3 separate regions of the Homo sapiens genome follow, and all the other regions are linked to region 1. Evidence: read pairs that join two places in POLR2A ChIA-PET (ENCODE). Cell type or tissue: HepG2. All regions are shown on one strand.

The links. Peaks named below come from ENCODE experiments on the same cell type or tissue, not always from the same donor. Only the 100,000 strongest peaks of a DNase experiment are listed, where the experiment ranks them.
Region 2: POLR2A ChIA-PET joins it to region 1 with 15 read pairs; 1 of 35 experiments calls an interaction of 5 or more read pairs at or near these places.
Region 3: POLR2A ChIA-PET joins it to region 1 with 6 read pairs; 2 of 35 experiments call an interaction of 5 or more read pairs at or near these places.

What each region holds. Positions count from the first base shown.
Region 1 is chr10:76,024,115-76,029,114 of GRCh38, forward strand. All of the region lies in intron 2 of LRMDA (leucine rich melanocyte differentiation associated), which reads left to right. Among named protein-coding and RNA genes, the nearest start is that of MIR606, 470 kb to the left of the region's middle. In HepG2, a CTCF peak has its summit at 2,976; DNase peaks (open chromatin) are centred at 837, 2,267 and 3,029.
Region 2 is chr10:75,774,558-75,779,557 of GRCh38, forward strand. The region is part of intron 2 of LRMDA (leucine rich melanocyte differentiation associated); the gene reads left to right. Among named protein-coding and RNA genes, the nearest start is that of MIR606, 220 kb to the left of the region's middle. RefSeq lists an enhancer at 214-508. In HepG2, no CTCF peak of the experiment used is centred here; a DNase peak (open chromatin) is centred at 2,414.
Region 3 is chr10:75,954,317-75,959,316 of GRCh38, forward strand. All of the region lies in intron 2 of LRMDA (leucine rich melanocyte differentiation associated), which reads left to right. Among named protein-coding and RNA genes, the nearest start is that of MIR606, 400 kb to the left of the region's middle. In HepG2, no CTCF peak of the experiment used is centred here; no DNase peak of the experiment used is centred here.

The DNA.
Region 1 (5,000 bases):
CTAGATTTGCGTTTGGCCTCATTGAGTTGACAAGATATTCCTCATCAGAACAACACATTCCCTATGAAAACACCACACTGGCTTCCTGCTGCCATGAGCAGCAGTCAGATAACCAGAGAGGCAGACACAGAGGAAATAGCCTTGGTTCAGTGCTGGGAAAAACTCTTTTTCTCTATGCTGCACAACTGGAAACAGTTGATCTCGTCTCTGTCCCTAACATTGTTAGGTGCTAGTACACAGGGCCCAGGACATGCCATGAGAGGATCTGGAAAGCAAAGCTCACCAAATTATTCTTTGAGAGGTTTTGTGAACCATAGAGCTAGAGCTATTCTGGAAGAAAGAAAATGGCTCCGGTAGCAAGCCACTTTTGGAGGTCACCATATCTCCTGGGGCCTTCTTTCCTGCTGGAGACATAAAGCTATCTTGTAGTCTGGGACAGAAAACGTGTTTTCACCTTTTTCAGCCAATTAAGACCTCACAGAATCAACAGTTGGCACGTTTTTACTGGCTTTCCTGGCCTGAGTCCATTCCAGGGGGGCCCTGCCCGTGGGGAGCTGGTCTTTGGGCAAGTATTTGATTAGGGGCCCTTGGGGTCCCTGGGGCTTTGAGATCCAGCCGTGTAAATGTCTCCTTTTCTGGTTGGCTTGCAATGAGTAGACACCATCTGTTGAATTAAAAATTCCCTTTATGGAGGGTGGTGAAAGGCTTGTGTAGAAGAGACACTGTTATCTTTCAAGCAAACAGTTCATGAGGTTGAAGAGCAGCGTTCTTGGCCCAACATATGTTTGCCCAATGGCTGTGGGCGCCTCCCCCACCAGGCTCTGCATTCCGCCCCATGGCGAGGTGCACGCATACCATGGCTGCGGTACACCGTGTCCACTCTCACATCTCCCTAGCAAAGAAAACCCCCATTTATAGAACCCGCCAAACAAACTCACTCTTTAGACTCTTAAAAACAAACAAGATCCCGAGGCCACAGGCTCCATGCGTGCATGTGTGGTTTTGTAAAATCTCAAGCCGTGAATCAAAATAATTTCAGAGACATAGTCAAAGCCCAGGCCAAACCCTGTCACCAGGGTGGGAAAAAGACAGGAAAGATTCGCTTTGAGGAGGGAGGATAGCCCAGAGAAGGAGAATGATGGGAGCAAAACATGGAGGCTGTCCTTCATCTAGTATGTTCCTGGAGAGACACCTGCTCCTTGTCTCTGTCCTTAGGGACTTGCTATAATACCTTCAGGACAAGCATAGGAGGGATGGGCCAAAAACAGAAAGGGCTTACTACAGCCCTCATTGCTTTCCTCTCAACTTCCAGAGCTCATCTTATCCATGCTGCTTACTGATACGCTGTCCTGTATGGTGTCCCCTTATTCCAAGCCCAGCGTCTCTGTCTCCTTCATAGATGGTAAGAGCATTGAGAGCAGATTCCATGACTTGTGCATCATTTGTATCCCCAGATGCATGTGCTCACTGAATTCCTGTCATGTTGGAAATGGATACCACACCACATGCTTTTTGGTAGCAAATCAGCTTTCTGGACTGTAGCTTACTTGAGTGCCAGGATCAAGTTATCTCTTTTCCTTATGTTCCCTCACCACCAAATGTGGAATAAGGTATCAGCAGATGCTCAAAAGATTAGAATTCATTTGCATTGAGACTTAGCTCAAGCCCATCTCCTTCACCAGCCCCAGCCCCTTCTCAGAGTAGCACTAATCATCCCAATCTATTACCCTGCATTATCTGGTAACTGCTTCCCTGTCTATACCTACTACTTAATAGTAGGGGACTATTGCACAGTCATCCTTGTAGCTCCAGAGACTAGCAAAGTACTAAGCACAGAGTTGGCACTCAATACATTTTTATAAATGAATGAATGAACAAGCTATAGAGGTGTACCCCAAGGGGATCATTAGCAGATAAATCTCAAGCCAGTCCCACCTAATGCATACTTAACTTCAAAGGAAAAAAAAAATCTAAGAACTAGCTCTTTGGGAGATTCTTCTAGGAGCATCCATGGAGTACAGAGTGAAAGGAAAAAGAACTCGAAAACCATTTAGGTTCATCATTATATTAATAATTGAGGACGTACAATGAATGGGTTACAAAGCTACACACAGTGTTTGGATAAAGGATGTGGCGATGGTGAATTTCCATTTCTGGACCACAGCTAGAAAGTATGTAGAGGTAGTTTAACATAGTTGGGGAGCACTGCACTTTATGTACACAGGTTCTAAATGTGGCCTGGTGACTCATGTGTGTTTTCAGGTAGGCCACTTTACCTCTCTGGACATTAGTCATCTTCTGTGAAGTAGGGGGAGAGTGGAACAGCCTAAAATTCCTCTAGGATTCAAAGTCTATGAGTCTATAAGAAGACTATAATAGGGCATATTTTACACAAATAGAGCTGTAGCTCTAATATGTAGTTTACTTTCTATAAGAGGTCAGGGTGCAAACATGTGCCTTTTTATTATGGGCACATGTTACACCCTTCCCATAGTTAGGAAAATATTAAAGAAGCCTTGCACAGTCCCAGCTAGAAGAATGAGGCATAGAGTTTAGTGTGCTGGAACTCTGCTACCCTCTTCCTACCAGACTGACTCTTAAGGGACCCTTTGGCAAAGCAGAACTGACTTAACAGCCCTTATAAACTATAGTTATAAAGGAAGGAGCTCCAGTCAGATAACCATAGTATCTGGATAGAATATTAGAAGCCATCGAATCTGATCTCTATGAAGAAATTCCCTCTAAACATTCTCCATGATTTTAGCCTCTGTTCAAATAAGTATAGTGGCTCTGAGGGCAGCTCATCCTTTAGTGAACAGCTTCTCCATTTTGACAAGTTTCAAAAAATTGATTCAAGACATTTCCTCCCAGCTTACATAATTTTCTATTTGTTTTTGATTCTGCATTCTGGAACCCTGTAGGCTGAGGACTTTGAAATGACTAAGACTTCTCTGCTCCTGGTTAAGCAACTTTAGGACTGTCTCAATCACTGTTTCTTACACCCTTCACCTCCTGGTGGTTGTCCTTGGATGGTGTTTCTGAATGCAAATCCACCTTTGAATCTGGCACCTGGAATTCAAACAAAGCTCCAGGCACAGGCACTTAGGGGCCAGGAGAGTAGTAGAGTGGATTGGGATCAGATTTGCTTCTGTGGTGGTCACTGGCGATTCATACTAAGTCCTCTTCCCAGACACTGCTCTTTTTCTAAAGCTTCTACATGTTATGTATGTGGAATTGTCTTGTTTTATTTAAAAGGAATATTAACTGTGGTTTTTCCTGATTATAAAATGTATATTCATGATAGAAAATTTAGTAGCTAGAGAAAACTATTTGAAAATGACTGATAAACTCCTTACCTGGGGGTTAACGGTATGTATCTGGGAGATATAGATAGGTATCACACACATACACACACACACATAAATATATACATTTAAGTGTGTTTGTGTATGTGTGTACAGAATTGTTATAATGTCTCTGTGTACAAGATTGTATATTAACAGCAGTTTATAAACTAGAACAACTAAGAAAGATGACTTTGATGATTCTTAACCATTAACATGGAAGAAAATGCCCAGAAAAGCTTGGTGCAGATTAAAATTTGTGTGGAAAATGGTGAGGACCATATGGATGACTTTTAATTTTCATGCATGAGATCTTTGTGTGTGTACTATATTACATTGTGACTTAATTTGGGGTACTTAAATGTATAGCATGAAAATTGTACTGGCTCATTAGATAGCTGCCTACAATATTATTTTTAATTCCTGTGTAATATTTTATGATACAGATATATTGAGCTTTATTTAATCATTCTTCAATCCTTGGGCATTTAGGCTTGTTTGCAATGTTATTGTAAATGCTATAGTGAACATACTTGTACATAAACTTATACACATCTTTGATATTTACTGAATAAATTATTGGAATTGGAATTAGTGGATGCAAAGGTAATTATTTTTAAGTCTTTTAATATAAATTGCCATCCAGCAATTTCACTGTCTCATTAGTCTTGTGTTTGTTTGAAGTAAAAGCTTGACAAAACTATGTTAAAATCTAAGAAAAGGATATAAATATTTTTATTAGAATATTCTAGATTCCTAATAAAGCTGAAAATTTCTCCCATATTTTTATTATTGACAAATTTCCTTGTGAATTTTCCATCCAAGGTTTTTGGTCATTTTTCTGTTAGGGCTTCAGGTTTTCCTTAATGATTTATAAAAGCTCTTTCCATGTTAAGGGTGTTAAATCTTAGACTGTTAGAAGGGTTGCAAATATATTCCCAATTTTCATATTCCTTTTAATTTTTTCGAGTAAATATTTTTGGATAGTTGAACTTTATTATTTAGTTTACATTAGACACTGTGAAATTTCATCTTATTGAGCTGAAAAATGGTTGATTCTAACAGGATCATTTTGGATCCTACTGTATCTTTCTTAATATCTCTTTAGGGTCCTGTCCCCTATAAATGTGATAAACATCTCCTTAACCAAGCCACTGGCAAAAAACAAAAACAACAAAAAACAAAAAAATAAGATCAAAATCCCTAGAATCTACCCATAGAGCAATTTGAGCCATTAATCAGTATTCTTCAGGTACATTTTTGAAGCAGTTATGACTCTACTTCTACCTAAGATTGTCATTTTCTAGCCTACTTTTTGGCTTCCTGTCACAAAGATATTATGAGAAGCTTATTCAAAGCCTTTTTTTTTTTTTTTTTTGAGCCGAGTCTCACTCTGTCGCCAGGCTGAAGTACAGTGGCATGATCTCAGCTCACTGCAACCTCCACCTCCCAGGTTCAAGCGATTCTCCTGCCTCAGCCTCCCGAGTAGCTGGGACTACAGGCACGTGCCACCACGCCCAGCTAATTTTTGTATTTTTAGTAGAGACGAGGTTTCACCATGTTGGCCAGGATGGTCTTGATCTCTTGACCTCATGATCCACCCTCCTTGGCCTCCCAAAGTGCTGGGATTACAGGCATGAGCCATCATGCCTGGCC
Region 2 (5,000 bases), 250 kb before region 1:
GAGCAGACTGTTTTATAGACAAGCAGAAGGATATAGTAGATTTATGACAAAGCATATTACCATAATGTAACCATGCTTGGAAAACTGTGTGGCTTCTCAACTCAAAAAATAAACTAGTGATCAGTAGCCTATCTCAAACACTTTTTTTTTTGCTTTATTTATATCTGGTTTCATTCTGAAAACAGCAAGACAACTGACAAGTTAAATAAGATATTACCACTAAATAACAACGTACCCACGGCAGTTTTCCCAGATCCTTGAGGGCAGCTTAGACATATTGGCTCTTTGATTTTTAGAACTTAAGCAGGGATGAAAGCTCTCCATAAAGGGTCATTGTTTCCAAAATGGAGCTTTCCAGGCTGGAAGGAAACAAGGCTTTCAAGAATGATATCAGCGGTGGGAGGTGTGGGGGAGGATCCCCTGGCCTAGCCTCAGTCGGGAAGTGGTTTATCTACATTCACTTAGCTCTGTCCTAGTCAATTGAAACCAACTGGCCATTAACTTTTCCTTCACAGAAGTGGATTGTTCTTCCACTGTAGATTTTGTGGGGCCTTCCTGAGAGGGGCCTATCAAGAAGGTTAGGCCTGTCCACACAAGGATTCTCCATGTTATTTTTATAGGAAGAGGTCAGATTTAGCCTTTGCAATTCTTTTGGTCTGACTCAAACAAGCATTGGAGATTTTCCTCTTATAAATCTGTTTTTTTGAGATGGGGTCTTGCTATGTTGCCCAGGCTGGAGTGTAACAGCTATTCATAGGTGCAACCACAGCACACTACAGCCTCAAACTCCTGAGCTCAAGCAATCCTCTTGCATCAACCTCTCCAGTAGCTGGGACTACAGGCATGCACAACTGTGCCCGGCTTCCTTTTATAAATAGGTTTTCAGCTTGCAAAGAAATGAGCGACAGCTTATTGCATTGATTCTAACAGTGTTGTATCCTCAGGTATTGGAAAATTCCACTAGTGGTCAACATAATGGGTCATGATGTCCCATGTGGGGACTTAACCACAGTCAGTATGATCCTGGTCCAGTGGTCCCCCGAACATGTGTGAGTCATATGTAATGAGGATGTAAGCAGCTCTTGTGCGTGGGGAAACCTCCCACATCCCACTGAGGAGTCTCTGTTTGAGCTACTCCAAAGGAATCTCTTGGTGGCTCCACAGAGCAGTCTTCTTGTTCCCACCTCAATTCTTATGGCATTGTCCAAGGTAGCAATGTTCCTGGCTGTCTTTTCACAGTCTTACTTTCAAGGAGCTCCAAAACCTCTAGAGATCTCCAGCGTAGAGGTAGACCTGGAAACATGACAAGTGCAGGCCTTGGGGATGCTGACTTAAGATTCTGAGGCAGAAGAAAAGTGTAGAGAGCACACTCCTCTGTTTGCCTCAGACCTGGGGGCCAGGACACTGAGCCTGCTATGAATACCCAGCTTGAGGAGTTTAGTTAGCAAACCATGAGGCTACTATAATTTGCTTTAATATCTGCCTCTTTCCCTTTGCTGTTGATATTAATTAACCTTACCCCAAACTCAAGGAGAAGCAGAGAAGAAGCTATTTACAACTTCCTTTATTATTGATCAACTCAGAACCACATTCATTCAGTGCCACTTAGATGCTGAACACTGAGGAAAGCATTGTGGACCAATGATGGAGAAAGCCTTTTACAACTGCTGCTATTGCTGCTTTTTCTCTCGAGAACTTGAGAATTTGGGTCCTGGAAGAACTCACAGAGATGATTCAGTCCAGTAGTTCGCAAGGTTCTAGAAATCATCTGGGGGCATATTGGAGGAAGAAGGGACCCTGATCCACTCTCAGAAACCACTAGGTTTTCCTGTACTATTTGTTGGACTTGATTTGGAAAAAGAGTTCTGCATGCCAACATAAGCTTGAAATGCAGCCTTCTTATTTTACAAAGGGGGAAACTGAGGTTCATGGGCCAGAAGGAACTTAAGATGGAAATTTGGGGATTATTTCCCATTCCATGTTTGGCTGTATCCCTGTAATATTTTCAGTGCTATTTTGGGATTCATATTTGTATCAGTTACCAGAGATTGGTTCCCCTAAGTAAATCAATTGGACACTATTAGCAAGGGAATTGCATGCTGTACATTTTACCCTGTCTTAGAGAGAAGAAAAGTTCCTATCTCCTGTTTGCATATCTTTTATGAAAACAATTTAAACCGCACCTGTTTAAACCTTTCCACAGAAATGTCTGAAAGGTAAACAGTTGGTTTTGGAGCAGCTATAACGTGGCATTGTTTAACATGGCAGCTCACTGATGGTTGTCTTTAATTATGGCCGTGCTGTCAACCCCTGAAGTCCCTGCTCTTTGTTGTAGATCCGATATGACGTTTGAGGTTTTCAAAGCTGCAGAGATGAAAGAATCAACAGTCAAATATTGCTCATTCTGATATGCTTAAGGAGCGAGGAGGGGGCATTGCCCATGAGGGCTGCAGAGCCGGGGAGGGAAAGCTGGTGCCCTCTGCTTTTGATGGCAACCTTGAGTGGGGAGCCGGGTTTACTCTGTTTGTAAGGGAGCAGGGCCAAGGCTGGGGGAGACGGAAATGATTTATTCAGTGATGGTAAACAAGTGCAGAGTACAGGCTGCCGAGCTGTGCAGGGCTGGTGGGAAAGCTGGCTGTCTCTTGCCCCCAGCAGTTTGAACATTAAAGATGTGAAGCTCAAAGCAGACCCAACAAGGCTTTCTGGAACCTCCCCCAGCCCCTTCCATTTCCTTTGTCTTCAATCTCCCAGAGCTGTGTGTCTCTGGGCCATCACATACTGCTGCTATTCAGGGTGTTAATTGTGGGTTGGTCCCATCTCAGACCAAAGGTAGCCTTTTGGGGGCTGCTTCAGTCTGGCTCCTGTTATTGCTAACATGGGTTGCCACTAGCTCTTTTCTCAGACAGAGCTGTCCCATGGCATCTGTGCCTGGCAGAGCAGTCTCCTGCTTCTGCAACAAGCTGCTTTTGTTGAAGGGCTATGTCTTCAGAATCTGTTTAGGTGTGTGAGCCACCTCTGCTGGGTACCCTCCTGACTGGGGACCTACTTTTTCACTTCACTCCCAGCTCCCACTTGAGAGGCATTGTGGTCTAGCGGTTAAGAGTGCTGGCCTTAGCCAGGCTGCCGGGATCTGAATCCTGGTCTTGCCACTCACTAGTTCTGTGATTTGGGGCAGGTTTCTCTGGGTTTGTTTCCTCCTTGTAAGATGGTAGTAACAGTGGAACACATGTTGTGGTCATGATGAAGGCTATGTGACTTAATATATAGGATAGTGTCCAGCACAAAGCAGGTGCTATAAATATATATTTATATATAACACAGATAGTGAATAGTTATATATAATGCACATATATGCTATATGATGTATAATGTATAATTTATATATTCACACAATTATAAGAGTAAGTTTAACTGGCCCAGCAGGGGAGGGAACAGTAAACACACTATAATCTGATTCATTTCTGGGGAGATCCACCCTAGCCCCAGAGTAGAGATGAATCTTCCCTCTTGTCCATCTATTTCTTTCTTTCTTTTTTTTGAGACAGGGTCTCACTCTGTCACCTAGGCTGGAGTACAGTGACGTGATCTTGGCTCACTGCAACCTCTGCCTCCTGGGTTCTGGTGATTCTCCTGCCTCAGCCCCCTGAGTAGGTGGGACTACAGGTGCACGCCACCATGCCCAGATAATTTTTGTATTTTTAGTAGGGACGGGGTTCCACCATGTTGGCCAAGATGATCTCGAACTCCTGGCCTCAAGTGATCCTCTGACCTCATCCTCCCAAAGTGCTGGGATTACAGACATGAGCCACCATGCCTGGCCTTGTCCGTCTATTTTTTAAGTATTTCAACTTCTGCCACCTTCCCCCTGCTCTGTGAGTATTCCTAGCTCACTGATACTTGCCCGTTAATTGTGAACATCCATGTTATTGGAGGCCAGATCCTGTCTTAATCATGGAAACTTTTCATTCTCTGCTTTCTCTGTAGTCAATCAATGAGGATGGGGGAGGCACCTGTGGTCAGCTTGGCATGGTGCTGCCTGCTGTGGGGTTTACAGAAGTAGGATCAGACATAACTCCTACCTTTAGAGAACTTTCAATGAAACTGGAAAATCAAAATGAACTCTCATGAAATATTTAAGAGCAACACTCACCTGGTTAAAGAGATTAGTCAGTTTATTCACTATCTTGTCACTATTTCCAAGGAATAGACTAGCAGTATCTAAAAGGATGAACTAGAGAAAAGGCAGAAGTGCTTTCTGCCTTGGAGAGGGTTGAGACCAGTGCTGAAGGTCATGGTTTCACAAGAACTTAGCTATTACCTTGGGCCAGAAGGGAAGGGATCCAAGTAGGAATAAATTGGCCTATTTGTAGGAATAAGGGAAGTTCACATTTATCTGGGAATGACTGTGATCAGAGCACCCAGCTAGATGTATGTCTAGTATCATTTAATCCTCCCAGCTAGCCTCTGGAATAGGTGGTATTAAATGGTTCTTTTGTAAAGGTAGGAGAGCTAGGGTTCTGTGATAATAAGTAATATTTTAAAGTATCATAGCCATTAAGTTTGCAGAGCTGAGAAATTTTTACACAAGTCAGCATGACTCTAAAATCTTGTGCTCTTTTCACTTCTGTAAGAAAGGGACACTAGCTACTGTTTTTCTCATTTCAGTTTTGGATGAATTAAGCTAGAAAACATTTATATTTGACCCCTTTTGCCCCTCTCCCCCACCCCAATAAAAGCAAGAAATAACTACCATTGGCCACCACATTCTCCTCTGGGACCAGTAGAGAAAACAGTGATATTATCAGCAAAAGCCTAATTACACTACCCAGGAAAAACAAGAAACCTCCCAAAGTCATGTCCAAGCCAAGCAAAGCTCTGGGAGAAATTCCTGGGACATTCAGCAAGAGCAACCTAAAAGGGCTTTTGAGCAGAAATTGAAGCCAAATAAAAATACTGCATGCTAGCCCTGGGCCCATAAACAGTACTGGAATTGCAGAGCT
Region 3 (5,000 bases), 70 kb before region 1:
CCTGACCAAGGTCTATCCCGATGATAGGCAGCCCCCCACCGTAAGCTCATATGCAGCCCCAAAAGAAGGGAATGCAGTTCTGGGAAGATAATATAATAAATGCTTGCTAAAAGTCATACTGCATCTCATGTTGCTAAAATGCATGTTTTTCACATTTTATGACTCTGAAATGGGGGTGCATCTTTCCAAAGCATGGTGACTTCTGAAAGAAAGCTGCTGGCCAGGGTCTGCCATGTTTGTCTCTGCCTATGCTTGGGCAGCCTTGGCAGCTGTTCCTGGTGGCTCCTCTCAACTGTAACCCCTAGGGTTTCAGTCAGCAAACCACTGAACGGCCATTTGAGGAAAGATTCTAAGTCTAGTTATTGTCTGAAAACCTTCTGTTGACATTTCCTGGTAAGATTGAGAAAGTGCTAGTATCAAAACTTGCAGAACGCTTGTTGGCGGCTGCAGCAGCTATGCTCTTGAGTGACAGAGAAGATGATATTTTGTGTGAGAAACACAAACATCGATAAACTCTGAGTTGAAAATTGATTCTGAAAAGTCAGGCAGTGAGTGGGAGAAGTTTTGGGAATGCTTTATTCCATGTATTTCACCTATGTATATTTTTATGAATGCACACAAGTGATAAAAGTCTGTGTCTACATTAATCCAAAAGAGCTATTTTAATAAGTATAAAATAAAAATGCCAAGTGATTGGAAAGCATTGTGTGGCAGTTTAATTGCTTTGTTTTTCTCAGTGTTACATAAAATCATGCTGTATTAAAATCAACGGCACATTAGATTCATATAATTTTAAATAAAACATTTTAGTATATTACACATTGGTTATCTTGTAAGATAGGGATATTTTACTTGGAAAAGTGGAGACTGGGGTTTTGGCATTGTGATGGGCTGCAAAAATTGGTGTCTTTTAAAATTCAGAATTGCTGAGGTGTCTGTTGATTAGACTGTAAGAGAAAGGACTGAATGCTTGATGCAGGTTGAAATTGTGCCAATCATGTGTCCCAGCCTCCATGCTCCACAAACATTTACTGCCACTCTCTGCCACCTGAGATGCCTCTGGGCTCTCACCTGGAATCTGTGATTAAACATGAGTTGGTTGGGAGGTGAGGCATTGAGACCATGAGTGGTTGGGGTAGGTGTCCTTGGAATTTATAACATGGCTTTGCTTTGTTTCTGGCCCAAGGTGGTATTCTGCTGTCACAGAAAGAACACACCAGACCACATTTTCATGGCATCTTTACCATTACCTAGCTGTGAGACTTTGATCTCAATATTTACCTGCTTTGGCAGTCTCTATTTCTGCATTAATGTAACAAAAGAGCTAAACTATAGTGCCTCAAATTTTGTTTCTAGCACTAATATTTTGTTTTCAAAAAATGTGCTCAGTGTCTCCCTTGTTGCATTTCTTTGACTTCTCATTTCTGGTATACATTTGTTCGTATTTTTGGAGTTCCTGTGGCTTGCTGAGCCCTATGCTGAGTTATGCATGGGAGAAAAGCTGAAGATGGTATCCTTATCCTCAGGGAGCTCTTCCATGGCATTTCAGAGAGAGGATAGATATCTGAAAATGGGAGTATGTCTTTATTTTTAATATAGCATGAAAAAAGAAAGTTTATTAGTTATCTATTGCAATGTAATACATTACTACAAAACCTAGTAGCTTAAACCAATTTATATTTATTATCTCCTAATTTCTATGGGCAAGGGATTTAGTAGCAACTTAGATAAGTGGTTCTAGCTCAGGGTCTCTAAAGAAATTGTAGTCAAGATATATTGTCAGGACTGCAGTCACCTGAAGGCTTGACTGGAGCTAGAGGATATGCTTCCAAAATGGCTGACTTGCACAAATGTTTGCAGGAACTCTCACTTCCTTTTGAAAATGGGAGTATTTCAAAGACCATGTGAGTAAGTAGATAGCAGAATGAACTGTGTGGATTATTAGGAAATACAGTCTTCTGGAGAGGGTTTTGTTTTGTTTAGCAGAGAACAAGCTGGAGGATGAGGGTTAAATGGTCTGTGAACTTAAATAAATCAGCAGCGCTTATTGTGTTTGTCTATTGGGGTCTCTGAATTGCCTCTCATTTGTCCTCATTCTGGGCATTCAAATGGGGCTGGTGTCAGCTACAAAACACATAAGGACCTGTAGGCACCGTTTTTTGCTCTGGGCTTAAACACCTCTGAAACTCAAAATGGGAATTGGATGTCTGAGCCCCCTTTATTCTACCACCATCACTGTACAAGTGTGGTCCCTGCCATAGCTAGTTCAGGGTCCTCTAATGCCCGTAGTCTTTCTCTGTCCTGAGGTCATCATGGGGCCCAGGCTGCTTCTACCTGGTTGCTCTGTCGTTCTTTAACTGGTCATTCTTGTCTTTGTGGCCAAAGCTGGCTTACCAGCACAGCATTTGTGCTGTATTTCATGGGAAGAAGGGAGGCAGCATGAAGCACAGCCAGCTTCCTTTTTAAGGATATGACATCAACTTGCACACAGCACTTCACTGATATTCCATTAGCTTGATCTTAGTCACATGGCTTCACCCAGCTGCAAGGGTAGCTGGGAGATGTAGTCTCTAACTGGGCTACCGTGGACTTTTCCCCATGAAGAAGTGTGCAAGGAGGCAGTTACTTGTCTGCCACAACTGCTACCACTGAAATCTTTGCTTTGTTTGCCTTCTTTTACACTAAGCAATGAGTTCCTTGCAACTAGCATTTATACTTTTTTAATGGTCACAGTGTTTATAATAGAACTTAGTTCATGGTAGATACTTAAGAAGTGTTTGCTAAATGAGGGAAACAATCCATGAATGAGCGAAGAAATGCACTGATGATGGCACACACTATTTGGGGCCCTTCTTTCTTGTATCCTAAGAAATAGTCTTTGTATTTGAGTACATTTAGCTGAACCGTTAGTGGGCTATGCTGAGTTCAACCTGTAAGAGGATGCTTGGCTTCATCTGCCATGTGGTCTTTGAACCCAGGACTGGGGAGATGAAGGAATATTTCATTAATCCTTGCACCATTTAGTCTCCTTATCAAATGGCCCAGGCCTATTCTTTGTTACAGACAACAATGAAGGGTGCCTTTAAGAAATCTCCAGTGAGTACCGAGGCATTGCAGATTAGGTCAGTAGAACTGCTGCTAGGTTGAGCATGATGGATGAGCAGGAGAATGAGTTTCTGCTGCACGGTATTGTGAAATCTTTTCATTGTCACCAACGGGCCTATGAGGAACTGATGAATGAGGGAGCAAGTGTCAGAAACGCCCTTCCTTGCCCCAGTACAGTTTTAATATCTCCCTGAGCTACAGGATGAGTATTGATAAAAGTAAAGTTTAAAAATAGCCACGGAGTGATGGGTAGCCATGATTTAAGGAGAACAGCAATGGGGTTAGAGAGGGTTCATTTTCTTGAAAGTGCATGAGCGGGAGAGAGTGAGAGGAGGAGAGAAGCAGGAGAGCTGGACTGTGAGGGGAAAGAGCAGGAGGCTTTTATAAGAAGCTAATGTGATGAGGATGACGAGGGCTTTGATGGATGAGTTAGCTCCATCTGGTCGCAGTATATGTAATAAATAGCTGTGCTCGGGTTTGACCTCTCCCTTACCAGACACATCTTTCTCTTTGGGGATATCCAGGAGGGAGCTTCCATTAGAGTAAAGAACCCGTCATGAGCCAGAGCTGAGGATGTTTATGGGCTTGTGCAGAGGGCAAAAAGGAGATGGTATCCAAGTTACAGGTTTATAAACTGAAAACTGTAGCCTGTGCGCCTTGCTGACGATGGTGCTGGTGACAGAAATGCATTTCCAGGGTTACACTGCTACTTATGTGAGGAGGAGAAGGATGGGAGGAGGAGGGTGGCTGAGGGGTGGCCAGCAGCCCCAAGGGCTGCTTCAGGTACATCCTGGTTTCTTGCTTATTGCATAAACAGGGCGCCTTTGTCACACCTTCCCTTTGCTGTGAGCAAATGTTAAATTAAGCTGGAATTGAATAGGTCTGTAACTAGGTATATAATTCTTAACTGGGATGGTTTGGGAATGCGGTATTCCGGTCAATTCAATTTTCCGGTTACCTTGTTAGAAACATTATAAAATGTGTTTGCTCATATTCCTGCCTTAGAAAATTCACAAGAGTGAATTGATCATTGCAGGCATTTGTGTTGGTTTTGGCATATCATTTTACACATCAGTGATTGTTGCCTTCCCCTGAAGATATAAAATGTGTCCTGGCCTGGAGCATCCCCTAAGAGTTCAGGTTGAAAAAAAACCTGCCCACTTTCTCTAATAAGTGTAGAGTTTTGATTTTTAATAATTTTTTGGATAATTGATGTTTTATGGATTTCTATTCAAGAAATGAAGGAAAAGGGAATAGAATTTGCTACTGGGTTGTATAGCTGAGAGTAAGTTTGGAGAGTGTATTAGTCCGTTTTCACATTGCTGATAAAGACATACCCGAGACTCGGTAATTTATAAAGAAAAAGAGGTTTAATGGACTCACAGTTCCACATGGCTGGGGAGGCCTCACAATCGTGGCAGAAGGTGGAAGGCTGAAGGTGAAAGGCACATCGTACATGGTGGCAGATGAGAGAAATGAGAACCAAGTGAAAGGGGTTTCCCCATATACAACCATCAGATCTCGTGAGACTTACTACCGCGAGAACAGTATGGGAGAAGCTGCCCTCATGATTTAATTATCTCCCACCGGGTCTCTCCCACAACACATGGTAATTATGGAAGCTACAATTCAAGATGAGATTTGGGTGGAGACACAGCCAAACCATATCAGAGAGCAAATGGATCCGCCTTAAGAGTAAGTGGCAGATCTGAGAAATCAGCTTGTTTGTTTCTTTGGGATCAAAAGGCTCTTAGAGAAAACCTAGTTAGAAGGTCCTCCCGCCCCATTTCCCCAGTCTTCATGGAGGAGCTGCTTGGATGCCAGGACCAGGTCCCTGGTGCAGCAAGCCTGCTGCAACATTGCCAAGTGTGGGAGAGGGACCGGGTTTTGGGCAG